Linked DNA regions of Homo sapiens: all the other regions are linked to region 1. Evidence: chromatin loops called from intact Hi-C (ENCODE). Cell type or tissue: PC-3. All regions are shown on one strand. Region 1 holds the start of LOC730101 (a long non-coding RNA gene). Region 2 overlaps PAQR8 (progestin and adipoQ receptor family member 8). Region 3 overlaps LOC124901330 (a long non-coding RNA gene). Region 4 has its middle 12 kb from the start of LINCMD1. Region 5 has its middle 9.6 kb from the start of PAQR8. Region 6 overlaps TRAM2 (translocation associated membrane protein 2).

Region 1 (4,000 bases):
CTTGTTGAATTAATAAATGTTAACTCCAAAAAATAATAATAAATGCTTTCTCCAGTTAAAAAAGTAGATATTACACCGTTTTTTAACAGAATAGTAGTGACAAATAACAATTGATCGCCTTAGCTGGGTGTGGCAGTTACAGCTACTTGGGAGGCTAAGATGAGAGGATCACTTGAGCCCAGGAATTTGAGGCCACAGTGAATTATAATCTTGCCACTGCATTCCAGCCTGGGCAACAGCGTGAGATCCTGTCTCTTAAAAAAAGCCCAGAAGAGTATATTTTAGTTAAACATACACATGCCTGTGATCATCAAATACCAAGACTGTAATGATTAGCTCAAGCTGTTGAGAAGCAGAAGCTGCCTTCTAATGGTGACATGCAGGATGCTCAGGCAGAATTTTAAATGGGTGCCACATTGAATACCTGACCACTCTATTTCAGAACTGTTCCTCCTCTGGATGCTTATATGCATTTATTATCTATTCCATTCACCCATCCAATAAGCACTACTACTGCTTTAAGACTCTTATGAACCTCTTCCACTAAAGTTTAAGCTTCTGGATACCAGGGACAACTCTTTTTAATAATAATGGCAAATACTATTGAGTATCTCTTACGTGCTAGTCATAATGTTATGTATTTTCCTGTATTAATGTATGTGGTGGAGCTTTGACTTAAACCCGGACAGAATGACAGCAGAGCCTGCACACCTACACTTTTCTTAAACCTGGATCTGGGCCGGGCACGGTGGCTCACACCTATAATCCCAGCTCTCTGGGAGGCCGAGGTGGGCAGATCACTTGAGGTCAGGAGTTTGAGACCAGCCTGGCCAACATGGTGATACCCCATCTCTACTAAAAATACAAACATTAGCCGGGCGTGGTGGCGAGTGCCTGTAATCCCAGCTACTCGCGAGGCTGAGGCATGAGAATCGCTTGAATCTGGGAGACAGAGGTTGCAGTGAGCTGAGATCGCACCACTGCACTTCAACCTGGGAGACTGAGTGAGACTCCGTTCTCAAAACAAAAACAAAAACAAAAAACAAGCAAAAAGCCTGGATCTGACACTTCTTAGCTGTTTGCATGACCTTTGGTGAGTTGCCTCAGTTTCCACCTCTGTAAGGTAGGGAGGATAGAGTATCTACCTCAAGGGTTGTTGTGAAGATTAAGAGTTGATACTTGTAAAATGCTTAGAATAGTTCCTGGCACACAATAGGTACTCATTAAGTGTTTGTTGTTTGTTGTTGTTGTTATTGTAACCATTATTGCTTATAGGAAAGTCCCTTGTCTGGGAAACCCTCGGTCCTGGTTTTAGCATGGAAAGTCCCATGGCCTTGGTAAAAGTTCAAAACGGGTCCATATGGCAGGCTGAGGACAGAGAGTCAGCCTGGCGCCCTGGTGGTCACTCTCCACTGTCCTGCATCTTTTTCAGAGCTCACCTCTGAAAAACTGCCCCTTACTCTTTGTAATTGCCACCCTCCCAGTATTTCAGGACACTGTACTACTTAGCCAACAGGGTGTACAGAAATCATATACCTTTTTCGCACATTCTTCTATGTACTAAGCTTGTCCAACCCGCCTTATTCTGTTGTCGTTGTTGTTCTGTTTTGTTTTGTTTTAGGCTTTTAGCAGCCTGAAGCCGTGGTTTTTAGTTTCTGTCTCTAATGAAGCTGAAAAGAGGGATGAGGAAGGGGCTTTACTGGCCCAGCCAGAAACAGAAACTAAGAACCTGTGACTGTATTCAGTCTCTTTAACATCCCAGATTGTAGACCATCACTCTAGTTTCCCCACTTCCTGTTAACTTTTATAACTATCTCTGAACTTTAACAGAACACTATTTTGTGTTTGCAAATAACGTGCTAAAACGCCTTTCCTAGCCGAATCAAACCCTAGCATCTAGTGCCCCCTGCTGCCCTTTCATAGGAAAGGCAAGAAGGATGAAAGTTTGATTCACTGACAGTAAAATTTTTACTTGTCGAGATTTCAATAGGAATCGGTATAAATATCCTAAATTATATTCACGTTTCATCTTTTCTTTGAACCTACTCCTTGACTTGGTTTTTTGTCTTGCCTTTGCGAACATTCATTTTTGCTTAATTATATTTTTCTCATTTATATTTGCTTTCCTTGAATTTCCTTTTGGTTGTTTTGCTATTGCTATTTGAACTTGTTTTGTCTTGGCTCTTTCTCACTTTGGCCATGCCTTGACACAGACGCGCGGGGTCGAGAGGCTGCGGGCTCGGCGGGCGGAGGGCGCATGGGAGCCTCTTGGCCCTGGACCTGCCCCTGCAATCCTTCCGCGGGATCTCTTGGACCCTCTCCAGGGTCCTGGCTCTGAGACGTTGCTAGAGGACAAATCCGCGGGATTTAGAGCGCGGCCAATGGGACAGCGGTGCCTGGCTGAGTGTCAGGCAAAACTAGCCAATAAACATGTAGTTTGGGCAAGGTGGGTCCGTCCCCTAACTCGGACCTTATAAAGCGCGCCCGCTGCTCCCACAAAGCCGGGCTGTCCCAGGCTGAGGCGGTTGCTCCCCTGCCGGGTGTGTTAGAAGCAAGTTAGAGGAAGAAGGTCTTGGGGACTACGGGCGCCACCGAGAACCCATACGAGGCAGCCGCCGACGGCGGGTCGCCGGGGCGGGGCCAGAACGGCGCCAAGGCCAACCAGAACGGCGGCAAGAACTAGGGGGACGCGGGGCAGGTGCTGTGGGAGTTGGCTGGACCTGTGGGATCGACGTCTGCGCCGTCCAGGAGCCGCCCAGGGGAGAGAGCGGAGACTCGGGAGGAGGATGTGCGCTCCGACCCGGGCAAGGCTTCCCATCCCTCCCTTCCTCTTCTCTCCTTCCCTCCACCTGGGCTCGGAGTCAGGATCTGACCGCGGGCTCTGCCCAGGAAGACCGAGTTCCTTGAGAGCGACACCTAAGCGCCGGGGAAGACAGGGATAGAAGAGACGACAGCCCTTTGATAAGAGGGTTTTTAGACTAACTTCCACCTGTGACGAGTGCATGGGGCCTGCGCCCTGAGAGGTTGCCTTTCCTTTTCCTCTCCCACCCTGGGGGTTTGTGGTGATGTTAAGTTCTGTTAGGACCAAGGTGGATCTCAGTAAGGAGGTAGAGTAGATTTGTGAACAGCTGTCGGAGGTAGAATCTTTGCAGACCCAGAGTGGGTGGGTGTAGACACTTTGCCATGGGTGGTAGCTTTATTTGTAATCCTCCCAGTGAAAGCTTTGGGAAATCCAGCCCTCCCAAACTCTTGCCTTTCTTGTAAGACTTTCTAAGCGCATGGCTTTGTCGTAAGACTTCTCGTGGCCATGTGTCTCACCCTACCGTTCGTCTCACCAATGAACCAGAGCTGGGATACCAGCAAAAAGGACCCAAAAGACTGTTTCACCACAATTGAAGAGGTCGTGGACCATCCCCCAAAATGAATCCCAACACTGGAAGACCAAGAGGGTTGACGTTTGCTATCTTGAAAGCTGCAGCCCCCGTAGAGAAGGTAAGCTGTGTATTCCATCAAAGGTCTGTGTGTGCAGGATTGCATTTCCAAGAGAAGGCATTCCTGGATCATGATCATTTTGTCTGAGCTGCATGTGGCCAAGTGCACTGGGGGAAGCAGAGTTTAGGAACTTGTTCCTGTATGGATTAAGTGGGAAGTGAAAAGTATTAAATATATGGGCGGGAGTGGTCCAGGAAGGGGAGAGTGGACATTTAGTACCTGTTTGGGCCCCTGCACTAAATGCTTCACATATAAGGATTAGAAAAACACCCAAAGATTCTTAGATAAGCATTTCAGTGCCATTTTACAGAAGGAAAAACTAAGATGCAGAGAGGATTAAGCAACTAGAAGAGACCACATAGTGAGTAAAGCGTGGAACAGCAAGGATTCCAACCCTGTAGCGCAGCTTTATGTCTGGAGGAAGCAAGTCTTAGACTGGGACTGTCAGGCCAGGAAGAAAACTCAGAGCATGGACAAAAGGTTCAGAGGGAGTGAGGACCGATTTATA
Region 2 (4,000 bases), 260 kb before region 1:
CAGTTCTGCTTCAGCTTAGAGCAGAACCCATAAAATACTCAAGTACTGGGATAGGCAAGCATGTGTGTTTACTGTGGATTGGTCCCTGAAGGCTCCTTTGGGTGAGAACATGTGAACCAGGCACCCTGGTTTGTTTGGAGCATTGCTGCCCAGAAGCTTCTATGGGATAGGTGGTGCTTGGGATTGATGTGTTGTGGCCATGCAGCCCTCCCTGAGGATTGACTTCTGCACTAATCCAGTGAAGGAGGCTGTGTCAAAAGAAGGGCTCAGAAGCCCTCTTTTCAGAGGCAATGATTCCTGTCAGTATGAGGTCCCTTAGTTACTAAAAAGGGACATGATTTAACTCCAGTTTGATGAACCTCCTCCGAGTTTACTTTATTGTCTTCAAATCTTTTGTTTTCTTCCTTTTTGTGAGATTTGTGGGTTTTGTGCCTTATAAATGGAAATGTATGAACACAATATATGCTCATGTAGAATTTTCTGTTCTGGGTTATTGGGATAAGAAAAAATATATATTGCTCTTCAACTAGTGAATGAAAGAAACTTCAGAAAGCTAGAATTGCTTATCAATCAAAAGACTTTCTCAATCTATTTTGGCCACAAACAAACATATTCAACTGAAGCTTTCCAATAATCTTTATATCAAGAAAGCATGCGTCTTGTCAGCTACATTGTTTTCTTAGATGGATTTCTCCTGTTAATCCTCAAATATCTGAACTTCTGTGTTACCCAAGTGTCTTATACAAGCTTCTGGTGTCTAGGACAAATTTATGGCAAATAAAATTAGCAAAACTGAACTGGGTTGAACTGAACAAGAGGATGGGGGAATTGTGCAAATACGTTGTTAGTAGAAGGTCAATTTAAAATAGGGACTAGAAATTATTTGAAGTTTTCTTTATTACGGATTCAAAGACTTATTTTGAAAGTTGGAAGGAGAAGGGAGGGAAGAGAGCAGAAGGGAAGAAGGTGTAAGTCAAGCTCTTGAATATAACTGGTGGTATTGTGGGCAGAGATCTTTAGTTCAAATCCACGTATTTTTTAAAAGAGAGAACCGGAGGTAGAGCAATGATCAGATGGGTGCACAGACCAGTGCCAATCTGAACATTGTTAATGGCCTGTGACATGATGAGCACAGGAACAGGCATGAAGATATTGCCATACAATTTTAATTTATACAAGTATTGGCCCCTCAAGTGGTTGGAAATTTTTTTTTTAATCTCTTTTTCTGAGACAGGGTCTTACTCTGTCGCCCAGGCTGGAGTGCAGTGATGCAATCACGGCTCACTGCAGCCTCGACCTCCCCAGCTCAAGCAATCCTCCCACCTCAGCCTCCTAAGTACCTGGTACTACAGGCGCGTGCCACCACACCTGGCTAATTTTTGCATTTTTTGTAGAGACAGGGTTTTGCCACGTTGCTTAGGCTGGTCTTGAACTCCTGAACTCAAGTGATCCGCCCACCTCAGCCTCCCAAAGTGTTGGGATTACAGACATTAGCCATCACGCCTGCCCTAGAAACAGTTTTTTAATAGGAGATATTTGAGAGGCATTGAGGTAGGAGACTCTATGACATGCCCTCAGAATATCAGAATCTTCTTAGAAATAAACTAGGAAATGCAGATGTTTTTAACTACTCAGACTTTTGAGGAATTAATCCTTTTAAAACATTTTTGTTAAAGTTAGTGTATCAGTAAGAAACAGACCTAGTTTAAAAGGAATAATCAACAATTTTATAAAGGAGATGGCTTATTCAACCATAGCCCCTCCAACATATCTACTGGAAATTCTGCTGGTTAACTTTATCTCTCTCTCTCTTAATTTAGACTTTCAACCTATGAAAATGTAAATACCTTTGAAAAAACTAAACTATCAGTCATTTACATCCTCTCATGAATGAAATGCAGTGTAGGGAGAGGAGATGGCAGGACACAGCAAACAGGACACATTTGCCTGCTTCTCTCTTGCCTAATTCTTCCTGACCTGTATTTACTGATGCTTAATAATACTTGTAAGACTCTAGGGGTTCATTTCCCATTTCAGCGGAAAGTACTTCACTCAACAACAATATTCTCAAGAGTCTTCTACTGGAAGCTAGAAAGAAATAGGAATTTAAGTCCATAGAATGAAGGTAGTTATTCCTGCCTGTGTTGCCCACCTGTTCACAAAAAGTACCTTTATGCTTGAAAACATTAGGTTCTTTGGTTACTGCACTGTAGTTTCAAATGGATCCTCCAGATGGCATTCATGTCTTACTCAGAAAGGGCACTGCCATTGTCCCCAAGGCTTCTGTCTACTAATTCTATTGGTCTTGTGTTTTGCTTGCTTGGCAAAAAAAAAAAAAAAAAAAAAAAAAAAAAAAATGGAGCTATTTTCTGTCTATATAAATCTACTTATATGAATAACCATTAAAGTGATTTTGTATATGCATTGTTGTAGTGTCAGCAGTTTAAAGAAACAGCTACTTTGTTTCTTTGACAAGGTCTTAACAAGGACTACCCTGAAGAGGCCCCCTCTGAAAGGTTTTATTTATACAAACATTGTCAGGAAAAGGAGGTCAGGACACTATCTCTACCAAGAAGCAGGAAAGTATAAAAACTTTTAAAAAATCTCCATGCCTTATCCCCCATACACATATCCCCCATACACACACCCTAATACCTACTTGTGAGTAGAACAAATTGCTTCCCCACAAAATGCTATGAAGTTGATTTCTCTGAAGATTTCAATGTAATTAAATAAATATTCCTAGTTTCATAGATGATAGTGTAAAAGATTTCAACATTTTTAATTCATTGGCTACAATTTTATAAATGTAAAAATTATGAATTATACTATGATTTAACTATAGCAGGTACTACAATGTACGTGTTGTGAAATGTGGCATCTATTAACCAACTAATTATGTAGCCTTCAAAGTTAGATTAAAAGAGCTGTGTAAAAGGTGATTCTCTAGGCACTGCTGAAGCTGCAACTGCAGCTTCAGGCTATAGTACTATCATAATCACTAAGAAAACAGCATTTCTATGGCTAGAGGCTCCACTGGTCGAATTATGGTTGTCACTCTTGCCCAAACCCTTTTTTTTTCACCAGCAGGGGCCCCAGGCAGTTTGAAAATCCTTCTGTTGTTACTGTTACTAGTTTAACCACTCTTCAGTTATTAATTTAGCAAGAATTTATTGAGCACCTATTGGTGAAAGGTACCACCTTGGCTCTGGAGACACCACAGTGTGGAAAAACACACTCTGTGGGCAGAGAGTCTGCCGTCTGCTAAATGAGGACCAGTATCTTTTCCTTGGGCCATGAGGGTCCCTCTCCCCGGATCGTGGTTCCAATCACAGCCTGAGGGCCAGGAGGCTGGGACCTGGTTTGGGCCAGAACTTCTTCATAAGGATTAAGCCCTCTCTCCCCTTTACCTCCAGAGGTTGGAAACATCTTCCCCTGTAGCAAGGCAGTCACCTTAAAGCTGCCTCTACTTCCCGTTACTCCTGCTACTTCTCCGACCCTTCTCACTACCCTCTAGTTGTTTTAACTCAGTCATGGGGATCCTTGACACATCCAGACAGAGAGAGAGAGAAGGCCTAAATTTCCACAAGCAGTAGCGACTTCCCAGGTACATAAAGTCCCATCCTTCAAGGAAGAGGATGTGTGGTTCCAACCTGAATACAGGTTCCTAACTTGGTAAGTTGAAAACAGCATGCTGCACTCTGGCTACCTCCTTAAAACAATAACCATATCCTTTGTGGAATTATTATAGAAGTAATTTAACATGGAAGGAAAATCATTGCATTAAAAAGATAATTCATTTAAATATTAACTTTGGGAGCATATCTATCTATGGTAAGGGCTTTTCTTACATAACAGGATTCTCACTGGAAGAGGTATTCACTATATTTTAAGATTCCAAGAGGCCTGGACCATATGGAAGGCTACAGAATAACAGCTCAAATTTTATTGTGCATTATGATTTCTAAAACATTTCCACATCAATATGAGCTTCTAAACT
Region 3 (4,000 bases), 66 kb before region 1:
TCCATCCCCCAACTCTCTGTTCAGGCTGGGTGATACAGCCATGTGGGGCTATGGGCATCTAGGGGGAAAGAGAGGAGAGAGGGATGGGGGAGTGATCTGGGAAAGCAGCTTTTAAGAGATGGCCAATAAGTTGTATCTAATTTGTAAAGATTAAACTACTTTTTTTTGGTGTTTGACCAATTTCATTGCTTTAACTTTTTTTTTTGTTTTTAAGGACCAGCTTGAAGTGTTTCAGGACACTTCTCTCTGTGTGTGCCTCTTGATTTTGTTCAGAAGCCCAGTACTATGGAATACTCTATCGCAGTGATAATTAACTACTCGATATGCAAAACACAGACAAATCTCACAAACATAATGTGGAGCAAAAGAAGCCAGAAACAGAAGAGTACTGTGAAATCCCATTTATGTCAAGCTCAAAACCAGGCAAGACCAATCTGTGATGTTAGAAGTCAGGATAGTGGTCCCTTTGTTGGTGGTTGTGGCTGGGAGGGGCTAGAGGGCTCCAGGAGTGCTGGTAATGCACTAATTCTTTGTCTGGGTGCTGTTTACACAATGTGGACATACTGGGCTGTCCATTTATGATCTGTGCACATTTCTGTACGTATGCTGTATTTCAATCAAAAGTCTCAAAAAAAAAAAAAAAAAAGAGAGAGAAAGAGAGAAACCAGAATGTAATCTTGTGAAATAAGTAGTCACAGGAAGTATGAACTATGTGCCAACCAAAATAAGCCTCTGAGGATTGGTGAGGCTGGAGAACAGTATCATAGGGCTAAGAGTCAGAGAACCTGATTTCCAGTCCCACTTCTGTTATTCACTGGCAAAAGGATGCTGGAAACTTAGCTCCCCTCAACTCATAACAGCCAGTGATTAAATGAAGGCCTTCAGGAAAATCTAAAGATGTTCCCCATTCCATGCCTTGCCAGGAAAGGTTAAGGATCCCAGCTGAAGACCAAACACGAAGAAACTTGGATGACTAGTAACAATCTCATGTTTGTATAATGCTTCCCACTCCCAAAGCACTTTCATAATCATTATGCCATTTGATTTTTCATAATAAGATCAGGAACGCAGGCTCTAGGGCCAGACTGGCTGGGTTGGAATCCTAGCTCCATCTGTTGCTAGCTGCTTGACCTTGGGCACATCGTCCCTCTGCCTCAGTTTCCTTATCTGCAAAACAGGGACATGAGGGGATTCAATGAATTTAACATGAAAAACATTTACAATGATGCCTACCACAAAGTTATCATTTGATAAATGTTAGTTAAAACAGGAACAAAAGTCCAGATAGTGTTATCTAGATTTTATAGCTGAAGAAACTGAGGCTCACAGGTTATCACAAGACTAATTCACAGCAGATCCAGAACTGAAACCCAGGCCTTCTGGGTTACAACACTGACTTGTTAGGTTATCTGGAATAATCTAAATGGACTTGTCTATTTTTATGTGATAATAATAATAACAATAATAACAATAACACTACCTTTTACTGAGTACTCACTAAGTGTTTTACATACTATGTCTCATTTAATCCTCATAAGAATCTATGAGGCACGTGTTGTTATCCCCATTTTAAAAAGGGACAAACTGAGGACTAAACATTGAGAAAGCAAACCTGGATCACCCAGCTAGTGACAGGGAAGGCCAGATTCTGAATGCAGGTCTCTGCAAACCCAGGACCTGCGTTTTCAACCACTTACATTCCATAACCTCTGGATAGAAAAAGACCACCATGGTTACTGCTTTATAAACATTTGGGGGTTTCTGGGACAAATTGGGTGATTTTTGTAAGTTCCCCAAGGTCAGAAAGAGCCCTTCTTATCCATCTTTCATCCTTCTCCTGTGCATCAGGTACTGGACCTCCATAGGTGTCCCAGAGGCTCCCATGGAAGGATTTGCAAATCAGGTTCCAAGAGCTTAAAAAGCCAGGCTTAGTAGTGGAGAGGCACCAGATGAACTCTTGATAGCCCAGGCAAGAACTGGGCACCAGCAGCATTACTTGATGGTGTCAAAGAGGTAGAGGACCAAATGCCAGGATGCAGAGGGAGCCATGGTGCCTGGACACAGAGACTTTGCCACAGCTATCAAGTTTGCAAAATGAAAACAAAGGGAGAGATTAATGAGACTCCACCTAGAAGCAGCCACTCCTGGACAGGCTGCCCTTCCTAGATGGCTTCAGATGGCTGCCAGGGAACATCTGCCTGGTTAAGATTTCAAGTGAAGACCTAATCGAAGCAGCCCTTTGGCAGGCTTTGCACTGGCCGGCCTGACTCTGACATACGCTCCGATGCCCACACATGGTTGTGGCTGGCAGCTCAGACAGACACGACTGTTTTGGCTTCTGTCATTTCTTTTTCTTCCTCCAGGCGCTCAAGTTCTTGATCCCAGCTCGCCTGATTAGGGGTCGTCATCAGTCCGCGCACCCTGCCTGTACTTCCTGGGGCCCCCTGGTGGATGATCAAAGGATAAAGGGATAGTTGGAGGCAGGAAAGAGAGAGTTGGGGATGATAGTGCAGTGGACTGTGTGGATCTTTCCCCATAGGCTTCTAAGAAGTCTTTTGTGAATATCTCTCTCGTCCCCCACTGGGTGAATGATTTACTATGACTAAAGGGGCCACACACACAACAGCTCTCACCCTGGAATGGACTTTGAGAGGGAAGCAAAAGGAAGCATTGCCTTCTTTCCTGGACTTCCCTTTGGAGCACCCCACAACTCTCAGGGGATTTAGAAGGTAACACATTTAGAGCTTTCCCAAAAGAATGTGCAGCTGTGGCTTGAGCAAAAGGTGTTTACTCCCACGGAGGTGGGATTTTTATTGCTAGTTTCAACATCAAGTAGGTGTGAAAGTTATATACAAATCCTGACAATCAATACCACCTGAGAAAGGCGAGAAAGAGGGCTGCATGGGCCAATGCTTCACAAACTTAAGGTGCACAGCTTGGAAGCATTGAATTGTGGGGGGTGGGGATCTTGTAAAGTGAAGATTCTGAATGAGTAGGTGTGGGGTATGGCCCACAGTCTGTGTTTCCAACATGCTTCTGCCACAGGAAGACTGCTCTGGACTAAGAAATAGTCCTGTGCATTTCTTAGCACCAACGCTCACCTCCCCCCACCAAAAACATGAAATAAAACAAAACAGGGACATTGCATTTCCTGGAAGTGTCTTACATGACACCAATTAAAACTATCTTTTTTTCTTGCTCATAAATATATTCTTTTTCCTTTTTTTTGAGACGGAGTCTCTCTTTTTTGCCCAGGCTGGAGTGCAGTGGTGTGATCTCAGCTCACTGCAACCTCCGCCTTCCAGGTTCAAGCAATTCTCCTGCCTCAGCCTCCTGAGTAGCTGGGATTACAGGAGTGTGCCACCACACTCGGCTAATTTTTTGTATTTTTAGTAGAGATGGGGTTTCACTATGTTGGCCAGACTGGTCTTGAACTCTTGACCTCAAGTGATCCACCTGCCTCGGCCTCCCAAAGTGCTAAGATTATAGGCGTGAGCCACTGTGTCTAGCCTAGAAATGTATTCTTTTTTTTTTTTTTGAGATGGAGTTTCGCTCTGTCGCCCTGGCTGGAGTGCAGTGGTGCCATCTCGGCTCACTGCAACCTCTGCCTCCTGGGTTCAAGTGATTCTCCTGCCTCAGCCTCCCGAGTAGCTGGGACTACAGGCGTGCACCACTACACCCAGCTAATTTTTGTATTTTTAGTAGAGATGGGGTTTCTCCCAGCTAATTTTTGTATTTTTAGTAAAGATGGAGTTTCACCATGTTGGTTGGCCAGGATGGTCTCGATCTCTTGACCTCGTGATCCACCCGCCTCAGCCTCCCAAAGTGCTGGGATTACAGACATGAGCCACCGCGCCCAGCCAAAACTTATTCTAAAAGGTTTGACTGATGTACATAAAAATCACTGGAAAACATAGTTATAGGTAAATTTTATTATTTCTTTGTGTTTTTCTACATTTCCCAAACTTTCTACAAATGAACCTATATTGTTTTTATTTTT
Region 4 (4,000 bases), 500 kb before region 1:
GGATATTTATTTGTAGTAGAAGCAGAGGGGGAGTTGGCAGCAAACTGAAATCCATCCCTGAAAGAGGGGCTGGCTGAAATGCACAGCATACACACCATGGGGTCAGAAACAATGGTCAAGGTGTTCATGGAGCAACTTGGATTGCCCTTATAGCAATATCATTTGGGTAAGTTTAAAAACATCAGAGGATGTATGGAAACGCCTGGATGTCCAGGCAGAAGTCTGCTACAGGGGCAAAGCCCTCATGGAGAGCCTCTACTAGGGCAATGAAGAGGGGAAATGTGGGATTGGATCCCCCACACAGAGTCCCCACTGGGGCACTGCCTAGTGGAGCTGTGAGAAGAGGGTAACTGTCCTCTGGATGCCAGAATGGTAGATCCACTGACAGCTTGCACCATGCACCTGGAAAAGCTGCAGACACTCAATGCCAGCCTGGGAAATTAGCCACGGAGCCTGTACCCTGCAAAGCCATAGGGGTGAAACTGCCCAAGGCCTCGGGAGCCCACCCCTTGGATCAGTGTGACCTGGATGTGAGACTTGGAGTCAAAGGAGATTATTTTGGAGCTTTAAGATTTAATGACTGCCCTGATGGCTTTTGGACTTGCATAGGGCCTGTAGCCCCTTTGTTTTGGCCAATTTTTCCCATTTGGGATGGGAGCATTTAGCCAATGCCTATAACCCCATTTTATAACACCTTGGAAGTAACTAACTTGCTTTTGATTTTACAGACTCATAGGTGGAAGGGACTTCCCTTGTCTCAAATGAGACTTTGGACTCGGACTTTTAGGTTAATGCTGGAATTAGTTAAGATTTTGGGCAACTATTGGGAAGGCAAGATTGATTTTGAAATGTGAGAAAGACATGAGATTAGGGAGGGGCTGGGGCAGAATGATATGGTTTAGCTCTGCGTCCCCACCCAAATCTGATCTCGAATTGTAATCCCTGCATGTTGAGGGAGGGATCTGGTGGGAGGTGATTGGATTATGAGGGCAGTTTCCCCCATGCTGTTCTTGTGATAGTGAGTTCTCAAGAGATCCGATGGTTTAAAGGTGTAGCACTTCCCCCTTCATTCTCTCTTTCTCTCCTGCTGCCACGTAAGACATGCCTTACTTCCCCCTTACCCTTCTGCTGTGACTCTGAGTTTCCTGAGGTCTCCCTAACCTTGAGGAACTATGAGTCAATCAAACCTCTTTTCTTTATAAATTACTCAGTCTCAGGTAGTTCTTTATAGCAGTGTGAAAATTGACTAATCCACTTTCCTTTTAGGTACTTTCCATAGACAAAGGTCTTCACAATATTTTAAGCAAATTATAAATGCATATTATGAATATGCCATAGAAACAACTGTATTTCAAACTGTAAGGCTGGAGGCATTTAAATAAAATGGAGTTTGTACTGCTTCTCTCCTGAATATCAGTGGAACACTGTCTTAGTGACTCTCTCCACCTACTGTTGCTTAAGCATATTCTGTCCACCTGGTGTTTCTGACAGTCCCACAAAGAGTTTGGCCCTATTGTTTCTAGATTCTCTTTCAGCCATTACAATGTTTGTGGAACCAAAACCTTAGTTAGAAGACTGTCATGCAAAAGAAGTGAAGGAGGTTGTATTGATTGGATTTTCAACTGCACCAGCCAAACACCTACTTCCTTCTCATCCTTCTCTCATGTATGTTGAACCTCTAGCTCATCATAAGGCCAGGCTTTAAGAACAATGATCCTGTCCAATCCCATCATTTTATATAAGAGAAAATGGGACCCAGAGAAGGGGAATATGACCAAGGCCAGACTAACGTAAGTCTCTCTTGAAACAAGAAAGTATTATTAACTAGGTAGCATTAGAGCTAAAACTCAAAACCAAATCTCCCACTTCTAGTTTATTCTCCTTGTTGGCCATCTTAGCTTAGTTGTTCATTGTAAAGCAGTGGTTAAGAGCACAGGCACAGGAATCAGATCTCTTGGAGTTACAATTCTGACTCTACCATTTATCAGTGGTGTGATCTGTGCAAGTTACTCAACCTGTCAATGCCTCAATGGTATAAAAAGAAGATAATAATGATATCCACTTCATAGAAGTTTCATAAATACTAAATAAGATAATCCATGTGAAGCACTTACAACAGATCCTGGGCTTTAGTACAGTTTCAATAAATATTGGTTATTATTGTTATTACCTGAAGAAAGATGACCTAAGGCATTAGTTTATTATAAATCCTAGTTCTGTCAAGAAACTTAATCATATGAATCTTAATTTGATCATATGCTAGAGGCAAACACAGTCGGAATCCATTTTGCCAAATATCAAGAGAACATTACTGTTCAATGCAGAAGATTTCTGCCATTCCTCAAATTTGCCACCAGATGACAGCAGTTGATAATAGGAAAGACAGCTCAGGTATGACTTGACTAATGCTTCCTCCTTTAAAATAAAAGCACCCTTTACAACCTTTGTAAAGCCCTCTTAAAGAGTCAATTTCCTTTCCTCACTATAACTCCGTAGGGGAGAAAAAGTAATATTCTTTTCTCAGTCCCACAAGGGTCATGGCTGACATCCCTATAAAAAAAGACACATTAAAAAAAGAAATGTATAACAAATTTAACAAAGTTTTACATGAGTCTTAAGAAATGAAGACCCAAAGACCCAGGGAAAATTGTGGATGTTTATGTTAAGTCTGATGAAAGAACTGGATGGTTGTGGAGAAATGTGATTGGACAAAAAGGAGTAGGATGTAATGGTAATAAACAAGGGGAGCTCAACAAGGCCTGTTTGTTCATATTCTTTTCTGTCTCTGTAGGACATTCATTCCCTGCAGATACAGGGCAGGACACCTGTCGCATAAGGACCAACTAATAAACAGATCTTTAGTTCTATCAAACAGCACCCAAGAACCAGTGTTCTCTCTCTGAAGTCCCCAGGTCTGAGAATGATCCAGGGATTGCATCACCATTGCATCACATAATTCATGTTTAATGCATGTGTTGGCATATGTTGTCTTTTCTACTGTCTTATGAATGATTTTTATGTTATTGTATGCCGAAATGATAGCATTTTAGATAAATTTGGTTAAATAAGATATATTGTTAAAATTAATTTCACCTGTTTCTTTTCACTTTTTTAAAAATTTGAAATAATATATATGTCTCTCATTATATCTCTATTACTTAGTGCTGTTCTAAAGGAACTACATTCAGAGAGTCACCTTATCAGGAAAGAGCCTGAAACAGAAGATTTGGCCCCTCACATACACTCCTTGGTGCTATGCCTTTGTGCTTTGAATACATAAGTTGCTTGAGCTTGAACTAGAACAAGACACAAAAATTGGCTCAAGATTTCTTAGCTCAAAGGTGAAATCCATGTGCAGCAGATAAAAGATAACTGGCTAGGGAGTAGGATAGCAGGAAGCTCACCCGGTCATAAACTAACTTAGCCTTGACTAAGTTGTTTAATTTCCTTACACCTGCTTCCTCACCCAGGGTGGGCTAAGATACTTCCTAAGATGCATTGATATTGTAAGTTTCATGATTAAACCAAGCTACCAGGGTCCATTCTCTTCCAGGTTATTGAAAAGTCAGTCCATGCTCACAGATTCAGCAAGACAAAATCAAGGCTTTGCCCTTTGTGACAAGGAGGAAGAGGGTGGACAGACTGTGGGAGGACCAGCACAGAGCCTTCACTCTCTGGGAGAGACAAGTTCTGCACACTAACTCATCATCTACAGCCGATCCACTTGGTTGTTCACACACACCCTCCCCACCCACATCCCATTATCTGACCAAGCACAGATATGGACCTGGCCTCCAGCCAATACCCACTGAAAAGATGACACTAATCTCAAGAGCACTTCTTCAACCACTGAGCAAATAGTGTGCATACACTGTTCACAAGGCACAAGATTGATGCTGGGGAGAGCATGGGAGCAAGATTGAAATATTGCCTACCTTCAGGGAGCCTAAATTCCAGCAGGAGAAGAGACATGTAAGAAAGGGCTGGACAGATAATTACT
Region 5 (4,000 bases), 310 kb before region 1:
CGGAGGTTACAGTGAGCCGAGATCGCGCCACTGCACTCTAGCCTGGTCGACAGAGCGAGACTCTGTCTCAAAAAAAAAAAAAAAAGAAGTAACTTCTTTGTCATTTGTCTTCTTTTTTTACCCTCTCAACCTGTACTTGTCCTACTTATACCTGTGCTATGAATGTCCACTAACAACCTCCTCATCTATCATACCAGACCAGAACTCGCCCCAGTCTTCAATTGCAGCTGAGTATTTTCCCTGGTGACCCCATAGATACCTCAAATAAAACATGACCAAAATGAAACTGCAATTTTTGAATCAAATCTCCTTTTCCTCCTCTACTTCCTCTGTTAGTTGGTAATTTCCCTAACCACCAGTCACTTAGGCCTTCTATGTGCAGGTAATTCTTCATCTCATTTATTTGTTTGTTTATACATTTAGCTAACTTTTTAAAAGACTTGTATCTATCAGGCAGTGTGCTTTGTCCTGGGAGCATAGCCGTGAACAAGATTCACATGATTTTAGCTGTCATGGAGAAGGCTTTAATAAGAAATTCCAACATAGTGAGATAAAAAACTACGACATGGAAAATACGGAAATCTATATGAATGCACAGCATAGGATCCAGCTTCCTACCTATAATTAGCCACCAAATGCTACTGACTTTGCCTTTAATTATGAATACCTCTTGGATCTGGTGTTTGCTCTTCAGCCACAGTAACCTTGCCTTCCTTCAAGCTCTTAGCATCTCGCACCTACAACTGCTTTCTAACCAGTGTCCTTGTCCCAGTGTCTCATGCCTGGAGCCTTGCTAAGTCTCAGATCCTTCTCCCACACTGCTGCCAGCAAGATTTTTCAAAAACAAAATATCTCTTCGTGTGAATTCCCTGCTTATAATTTTTTATCTCCAATAGCAAGCAACCCAGCACCTGAGGGCTATAACTTGCTCCCATCAGAGCAGAGGTCCACATCAATAGAGCTTGAGGACATGAAGGGGGTTTATCCTTCTTCCCCAGCTCTGGTGGAAAATCATTGTGTAGTTCAAGTTCCTTCTCAGGATATGCAAAGTCCTTCAAAATGTGAGCCCGGCTTACTTCTCCAGTCTCATATCTTGCGATGGTTCCTCCCATTTGGTAGGATAGATTTTCTTTCTCTTTAACCTTCCCCAGGCTTCATGGTTTGCACATCACCAAGCTGAGAATGCTCTCTAAGGCAGAGAAGTTGACAGATTTTCTTTTAATATCATAAGTTATCAGGTGGCTAAACTAGACCACATGAAAGGCCTGATGATCTTTTTCAGATATTTGAGCCTAAGGCCAGTTCATGGGCTCTATCCCCCCACCTACTTGATTTGAAGCTCCTGACCCAGTCCAGTAGCAGCAGTGGATGAAATTGAGTGACTTAAAATGTACCTAAGACTGAACATAAGAAGAGGCCAGGTGCAGTGGTTCACACTTGTAATCCCAGCACTTTAGGAGGCTGAGGCGAGAGGGTTGTTTGAGGCCAGGAGTTTGAGCCCAGACAGGGCAACATATGGTGACCCCATTTGAACAAAAAGTTAACCAGATGTGCTGGTATGTGCCTGTAGTCCTAGCTACTCAGGAGGCTGAGGCAGGAGGACTGCTTGAGCCCAGGAGTTCAAGGCTGTAGTGAGCTATGATTGTGCTACTGCACCCCAGCCTGGGCAACAGAAAGAGACCCTATCTCTAAACAAAACAAAAAAAAAGAGAGAGAGAGAGAAGAGAAGGGAAGGAAGGGGAAAGGGAAGGGCAAGAGGAGGAAGAGGAAGAAAGAAGAATGAGGAGGAGGAGGAGGAGGACAACGATGACACTGGGCAGAGCTGGGAGTGGAGGGAATGCAAACATTTAAATGGGCCAAAGAAATGGGGAAGGAGAAAGCAAGCAGAGAGCCCAGAGGAGAGATGACTCTCCTGCCCTTGCTTACACAAGGTGCTGACCACACAGCCACTGCGAAAGTCGATACTAAATCTTGGTGCTAGTTAGAGGAACTGGTAGGTTGAGTGAAACAGGAAGAGGAGCTGCTCCTGAATATCTGTTCCCCTGAGGATTTTATATGAGTCAGAGCATGTCATGGGAACCCAAAGTAAAGGACTGTGTTTACTTTCTTTTATACTCCATGTGTGTGATGAGGTGACTAACGGTCAAACTATTTGGTCACGGACTGTATAGCTCTCTCTTCCATGCTGAGGGGTATAAGCAGGAGTTGCACCCATGATTTTTTTCCTGTAAGTGTCATACTGCTGTGTGCCTCTGTGCTTTTGCACCTGCTATTCCTCAGCCCTGAATGCTTTCCTCCCCTCTTGTCTGCTTATTAGTCTCAGCCTTCATGACTCACCCTAAGCTTTTGCTGACCCTCCCAACACTAAAAAGCTTGGTAACTAGAGAGCTAGGAATGCCTCTTCTGTTTTTTTCATAGTGTCTAGTGTACCTTTCTTGTAGCCCTTGTAACACTGCATTGTCATCATTTCTTTAAATATGTTTTCTCCACTAGATCAGAGAGTGAAGATTGCACCATGTTCATTTCTTTGTCCTGAGATCTTAGCAAAGTGCTTTTAGCACCTAGGTGGTTTTCAATAAATATATTCTGAATGGATGAAATAATTAATAATAGAATATTGCATACTGAGCAATAGCCATGTGTCCCCTTTGTCCCCAGACTAAATTTTATTTAGTGTCTTCATGGCATTGTAATAAGGTACTTCCCTTCTGACCTAAACAATTTGCTGACCCCTTGTCAGAAATGTGGAGGGATCAGGGCTAATTGGATTTGTCCAAAGAGAAAAAGAGAGAGATTTAAAGCAGTCAGGCCTCATCCTGCTGCAGCGTTTGCTGGACTCAATCTCAATAGAATTGCATCCACTGGCACAATTCTTTTCCAGTCCTGATTTAATAGAGGGGACAAGAGATGTCAAATGCACCATTAAAGAGAAGCATAGGTAGAAGGCAGACTGCTCAGATCCAATGCTGCTAGTCAAAGGACCAGATGTACCCATTAGTGGCCGTTAGAAGGGGGCTCATTGCCTATGAATCTCAGGTTCCTGGAAGTCTGAGCACGCCAAGACTGACCTCCCTGCCACCCACACCTGCTGTACCACAGATGATGAACTGACTCTGACAGTTTTTGGTTGCCTGTAGCAAGTTACCTCTTTTAACATCTAATTTAAAAGAGAATAAATATTTGTTGTTGTTATGAGCTCAGAAGCACAGGATGTTCACAAAGCACCCCACACATCACCATCACAATTGCTATAATTAACTTTACTGTATTTTTGTTGTATAATAATCTATAGCTAATTATAGCCCATTAGAGTTGTATGTACATACCGAGAAATTAGCGACAGCCATTTACGTATGTATTTATTTTATAAAGAATATTTGGAAAATATTGGAAATAATTTTTTAAATGTTATCCTGGAAATGTCATTATAAATGTACAGCTTCTTTCTCTTTATTTATTTTTTTTTTTGCAGTGCATGTACAGCGTATCTTCTTTGAAAAAAAAAAGGATCACTTGGCTGGGCATGGTGGCTCACACCTGTAATCCCAGCACTATGGGAGGTCAAGGCAGGCAGATCACCTGAGGTCATGAGTTCAAGAACACCCTGGCTAACATGGTGAAACCCCGTTTCTACTAAAAATACAAAAATTAGCCAGGCATGGCACACTCCCGTAATTCTAGCTGCTTAGGAGGCTGAGGCAGGAGAATCGCTTGAACCCAAGAGGTGGAGACTGCAGTGAGCCGAGATCGTGCCACTGCACTCTAGCCTGTGCGACAGAGTGAGACTCTGTCTCAAAGAAAAAAAAAATTGGATCACACTGCACTATAACCTGCTCTGTTTTACTAAACCATAGAACCACAGACTGCATATTTCTCTGTGCCATACAGTCTATGTGATTTTTGAAGACTGCACAGTATTTCACATCATGCATAGACCCTAGTTAATTTAGTCAGTCCTCAGTCATCATACCTTATTGCAGGGAATACTTGCTTTGTAAGC
Region 6 (4,000 bases), 160 kb before region 1:
TTCTTGGAGACAGAGGAGGAGCCAGCAAGCTGGGAGGCAGGGGCAGGCTAAGATGTGGAGCAAAAGGGCAGGTGAGGACAGAGGCCGCCGTCCGGCACTGAGAATGGGCGGCGGCGGCAGTAGCAGCACTTGGCTGGGGTCCAGAAGCCACCCTGAGGACACGCTTCCTGCCAGAGTTCCCCACCCAGCCACTGCCCTGCCCCGTGGTGGCCAGGGCTCCCAGCCTAGTTAGGGCCAGCCCCACCCACAGCCTGTCCCTGGCCCACACCCAGCCACGTGCCAATCAGGGAGCTAGGAGCCCCAGCCCTGAGGTAAGAGTCAGGAAGGAGAAGCTGGCAGGATTGGTCTGGGCAGCGCCCAAGAAGCCAGGTGCCTTGGCTCCTCCCACCCATCCCAGACAGACTTCCCTGGCTCCACTCTCTGCCAAGGGCCCTGGCACTCACCAGATTCCCTCTTGATGAGCCTGGCTGGTAGTCTGGGTGTGGCTGGGACTCTCCGCTTTGCACTCTGCTCATTCCAGTATTCCCGCCAGTGCCGCAGCTGGGAGTGGATGAAGCGCCACATGAGCCAGGCCTGGGCGGCACACACCAGCAGCAGCACGCAGAGCCTGCAGAGCAGGGGGTTAGGGGCTTAGGCTGGGGCTTGGGCTCACAGCCTTGGGCTGGGTTGTGCAGGGGAGAACAAGGGCCAGGGGCCCTGCAGTTCCCATGGCTTATCACGTCCGCCTTCACCACTGGCCCTCTTCGATACCACCACTATCACCAGGAAGAATGTGTGCTTCAGTCAGTCTCTGCTCCAGCATACATCACATGTGCCAGGGAGACGGGAAGGAAGTGGCGACAGACGTACGGCCAGCTCTACAATCACGCTACTCCTATGACGAGGGAGGGGTCCATGGCTGTGTCTGTTTTGCGCCCATTGCACAGAACAAGACTAATGTAAGCTCCACAAATATTGGTAGCATTCAAATGAACTGAATTTCTGGAAGAGTGGCTTCTCATTTAACATGTCACTTAAAAGTGGAGCAACCCTGGACAAATCACTCTCCTGGGCCTAGGGGCTCCGGAAAATAGTGGCTTCCTCACTGCCACAGGAGGCCACTGGCCAAGCCATTAAGCACATGGTTTTAAAGCACCCACACACAAGAAGAGGAGAATGATATCAACTGAGAGACTGGGTGTGATGCCTCTGTGCACCACAAAGTGCCAGACAAATGTAAGGGATTCCTATTTGGACTACAGTCTGAGCAAACCAGGACTAGGGGATGAAGATGGTTTGGATGGAACCAGAGGCTGCTATCTCTTCTCCCCTCAGGCCTGATATCCAGAGATTTCCAAAAAATAACAATATGTGGGAGACTAAAGGGTCTGCTGCCTCCAGACCTTCTGCAAGGGCTGTGCCAAGTTCAGGAGGCTCCCTGGCTTATCACCTTGGACTTCTGCTCGACTCACCTGCAAAACAAAGTGTTGAAGTTCCCTTTCTCGGGATCAAATGCCTGGTTTTCCATGCGAGCCAGTCCAAAGCCAATGGCCAGCACGGCAAGGGTGAGGATGAAGAGGCGGGTAACCCCAAAAACAGCAGCCCAGGCACTGAACCTGCTCACAGAGGCAGAAGAGGGATGTCAGTCTTTAGCGCCCTTGAAGGAATCTTCACCCACTTCTCCAGAAGAGACCCCGAGTGGGAAGAGGATTCAAGGGTGGCTGGGGAAAGTGCTTGAGGGACGAGATATCTAAAATCAGATGTTCCAGAAAAAAATAACGGGAGGGCACCACCTGCAGGTAAGCGGGCAGTGTGCAACCAGGGAGGGACCCTCCAACCATCCGGGCCTCGGGGGAACCCCTGCCCAGGCCTCTAAGCGGGCCAGCCTGCAGCAGACCCACTTACAGTTTCTCGTTGTTTTCATCTGCAAAGTAGAAGAGTCTAGCCGTGTGGAAGAGGAACTCAGTTGAGTACTGCAGCAGCAGCAAGATCAGGCCCAGGCGGCTCAGGCTGGGGGTGGGGAAGACTAGACTTACATTCCCTCCAAGATGCTGCGTGGAGCAGAAGCCATTGCATCTTGGCTCAGGCTGTCCCCTGTGCCTGGCTGGGCTCTGCTTTCCACTCCCACTTTCCCTGGCTGGCTCTGCTCCATCCTTTGGATTCAGTTTAGCTCTCACACCTTTAAGACATTTTTCCTAATACCGACCCGCTGGCCGTTCAGCTGTCCTGTCTCAGTCAGATGCCCTTGCCTGCTCCCACAGCAAACCTCGCATAGGCCCTTCACAGTACTTAGCACCTTGCACTCATCACCTAGGCTGGAACCAAGTACATAAAAGGTACTCAGAACACATTTGCTGAGCTCTGAGTATAGGAATATGAAATGTTCCTGTTGTCTGACTTTCCATTATCCAAGTCTTCACAGCTCCGAGGTACATGCAGAAGCAGCAAGTGCTCCTTCTGTGTGGCCCTGCTTATACGTTCTTCCCCGGTCCTCGCCACTGCTACGGTGACAGTGCAGACTGGCTTCTTAGACCCGTTATGCATGTGACACATGACCATCCAACACAAGGGCAGAGCTGGCATCACCCCACAGCCTTCAGCCCTCAAAGACCCATCCGGGAACTGACGCTGCTACAGGCCACCAGAGACAGGAGACAGAGTTTGAGAGCTCCTTCCCTGCCTCAGTCTTACTAATCCAAGTCAGTCATTCACACAGGATGCCTGCTGCAAGGACCTAGTCCAACGCACCTCGGGATTTCCAGGCACCTCGGCAGAAAGTTACACACAGTGAGCTCTGTAAGTGCCAGCCTAGAGAAAGTGTGGGGTGCTTTTACTGCATGGATAACACTCAGCAAAAGCCCAAATTATCAATGACACAGCTTATTAACATCAAAAGGATTCTTTTCATAAAAGAGGCTCTTCGAGAACTAATATTATAGCAATTCTTTCTGCCTCTAGAACAACCAAGAGAGACCTACTCTCCATGTCATTATAAACCAAAGGGAAGGGAATTCCAGGGCTACGAGCTCTAGCAGTGTTTGCATTGGACACTGTGAGGTAAGAGCCCAGCTTTGGGAGGCCTTCAAGCTGCAAAGCCATGGTTCAAAGGCCGACATCCACTGGAAGTCTTCCTGGCTGTCTCTGTTGAGGGTCTTCTTCTGGGTTGCAGAGCAGATGATACATACTGTGTTATGGTGTTCATCACTCTCAACTGTCCTTACTTATGTCTATAACTGTCTCTTCAGAATGAGAATGAACCACTGAAGATAAAGAATCTTCCATTACCATCTTTGTATTGCCAAGTCTTAGCATAGTGCTAGGCACACAGAGGATGTCAACAAATGCCTGATAATTATATGAGTGTGTGGACAGATGCATGGACATAAAAGGGCAAGGAAATCTGGCTGGCTCCATGGTCTCACTCACTTTAAGAGGTATGCTCCAGCTATATGCACCAGGTACAGGCAAATATACTGGAGCTGGCGGGGAATTTCCTCCTGGAAACAAGAGAAGCAGATGGTAAATTTGCTAATTCCCTAACTGAAGATTCAGGGAAGGGGGAAAAGTGCAGGGGGATGAGAGAGGGCCAGGCTCCTCTGGGCTGCTTTAACACACAGTCCCATGTCCCACGAGTCCCACAGTCCCACTGCACCAGGCTGCTGAAATTCAAGGGCATTCAGGTCCATTCCCAAATTCCAGCAGCCTTGGGTCTAGTGTCAGAGGGTGAGGTTTGGATTGAGAAATAAGAGACAGGGACTGGAGAAGAGGGCTCTTGGAAATAATTCAGAAGGAAACTATAAAAAGTAAAAATAAAAAAAGACTATGGAAATGGCAAAGACCTCTCCTTTGACATCTATAAGATGAGAGTTAGGTTTCCTCCAAAGCCACAGGTCTGGTGGAAGAGGCAGGCAAGAGACTGACACTGGTGGTCAACTACATGACACTTCTCCAAGAGATGACTCAGCATGTTGCTCAATCCCCAACATATTCCTATCACCACCCAACACTCCATGCTTCTGGA

The links. Hi-C counts contacts between places; a loop is a spot of excess contacts. Peaks named below come from ENCODE experiments on the same cell type or tissue, not always from the same donor. Only the 100,000 strongest peaks of a DNase experiment are listed, where the experiment ranks them.
Region 2: a loop joins it to region 1, with 9 times the contacts of the local background. A loop is called at or near these places in 106 of 110 quality-filtered maps.
Region 3: a loop joins it to region 1, with 2.2 times the contacts of the local background. A loop is called at or near these places in 51 of 110 quality-filtered maps.
Region 4: it touches region 1 in a loop (17-fold over the local background); 18 of 110 quality-filtered maps call a loop at or near these places.
Region 5: it touches region 1 in a loop (8-fold over the local background); 6 of 110 quality-filtered maps call a loop at or near these places.
Region 6: a loop joins it to region 1, with 7 times the contacts of the local background. A loop is called at or near these places in 42 of 110 quality-filtered maps.

Annotation. Positions count from the first base shown.
Region 1 is chr6:52,661,928-52,665,927 of GRCh38, forward strand. LOC730101 (a long non-coding RNA gene) reads left to right here and starts at 2,474. Exons shown (of 3, transcript NR_024405.1): 1 at 2,474-3,492. RefSeq lists enhancers at 1,233-1,332, 2,264-2,558, 2,930-3,049 and a silencer at 2,264-2,558. In PC-3, a CTCF peak has its summit at 1,937 (motif pointing left); DNase peaks (open chromatin) are centred at 1,904 and 2,434; H3K4me3 peaks cover 2,744 bases.
Region 2 is chr6:52,405,354-52,409,353 of GRCh38, forward strand. PAQR8 (progestin and adipoQ receptor family member 8) reads left to right here. Exons shown (of 2, transcript NM_133367.5): 2 at 1-2,424. Among named protein-coding and RNA genes, the nearest start is that of EFHC1, 13 kb to the right of the region's middle. In PC-3, a CTCF peak has its summit at 2,220 (motif pointing right); a DNase peak (open chromatin) is centred at 2,248.
Region 3 is chr6:52,595,988-52,599,987 of GRCh38, forward strand. It overlaps LOC124901330 (a long non-coding RNA gene), which reads left to right. Exons shown (of 2, transcript XR_007059610.1): 2 at 215-4,000. Among named protein-coding and RNA genes, the nearest start is that of TRAM2-AS1, 21 kb to the left of the region's middle. In PC-3, CTCF peaks have their summits at 2,416 (motif pointing left) and 2,615; no DNase peak of the experiment used is centred here.
Region 4 is chr6:52,160,769-52,164,768 of GRCh38, forward strand. No RefSeq gene overlaps it. Among named protein-coding and RNA genes, the nearest start is that of LINCMD1, 12 kb to the left of the region's middle. RefSeq lists silencers at 2,346-2,435, 3,660-3,860. In PC-3, a CTCF peak has its summit at 2,357 (motif pointing right); a DNase peak (open chromatin) is centred at 2,353.
Region 5 is chr6:52,350,507-52,354,506 of GRCh38, forward strand. No RefSeq gene overlaps it. Among named protein-coding and RNA genes, the nearest start is that of PAQR8, 9.6 kb to the right of the region's middle. RefSeq lists enhancers at 1,771-2,270, 2,185-2,234. In PC-3, no CTCF peak of the experiment used is centred here; a DNase peak (open chromatin) is centred at 2,095; H3K4me3 peaks cover 973 bases; H3K27ac peaks cover 2,461 bases.
Region 6 is chr6:52,504,148-52,508,147 of GRCh38, forward strand. It overlaps TRAM2 (translocation associated membrane protein 2), which reads right to left. Exons shown (of 11, transcript NM_012288.4): 7 at 3,406-3,476; 8 at 1,885-1,989; 9 at 1,452-1,595; 10 at 444-607. Among named protein-coding and RNA genes, the nearest start is that of TRAM2, 71 kb to the right of the region's middle. RefSeq lists an enhancer at 1-818. In PC-3, a CTCF peak has its summit at 1,810 (motif pointing left); DNase peaks (open chromatin) are centred at 114 and 314; H3K27ac peaks cover 990 bases.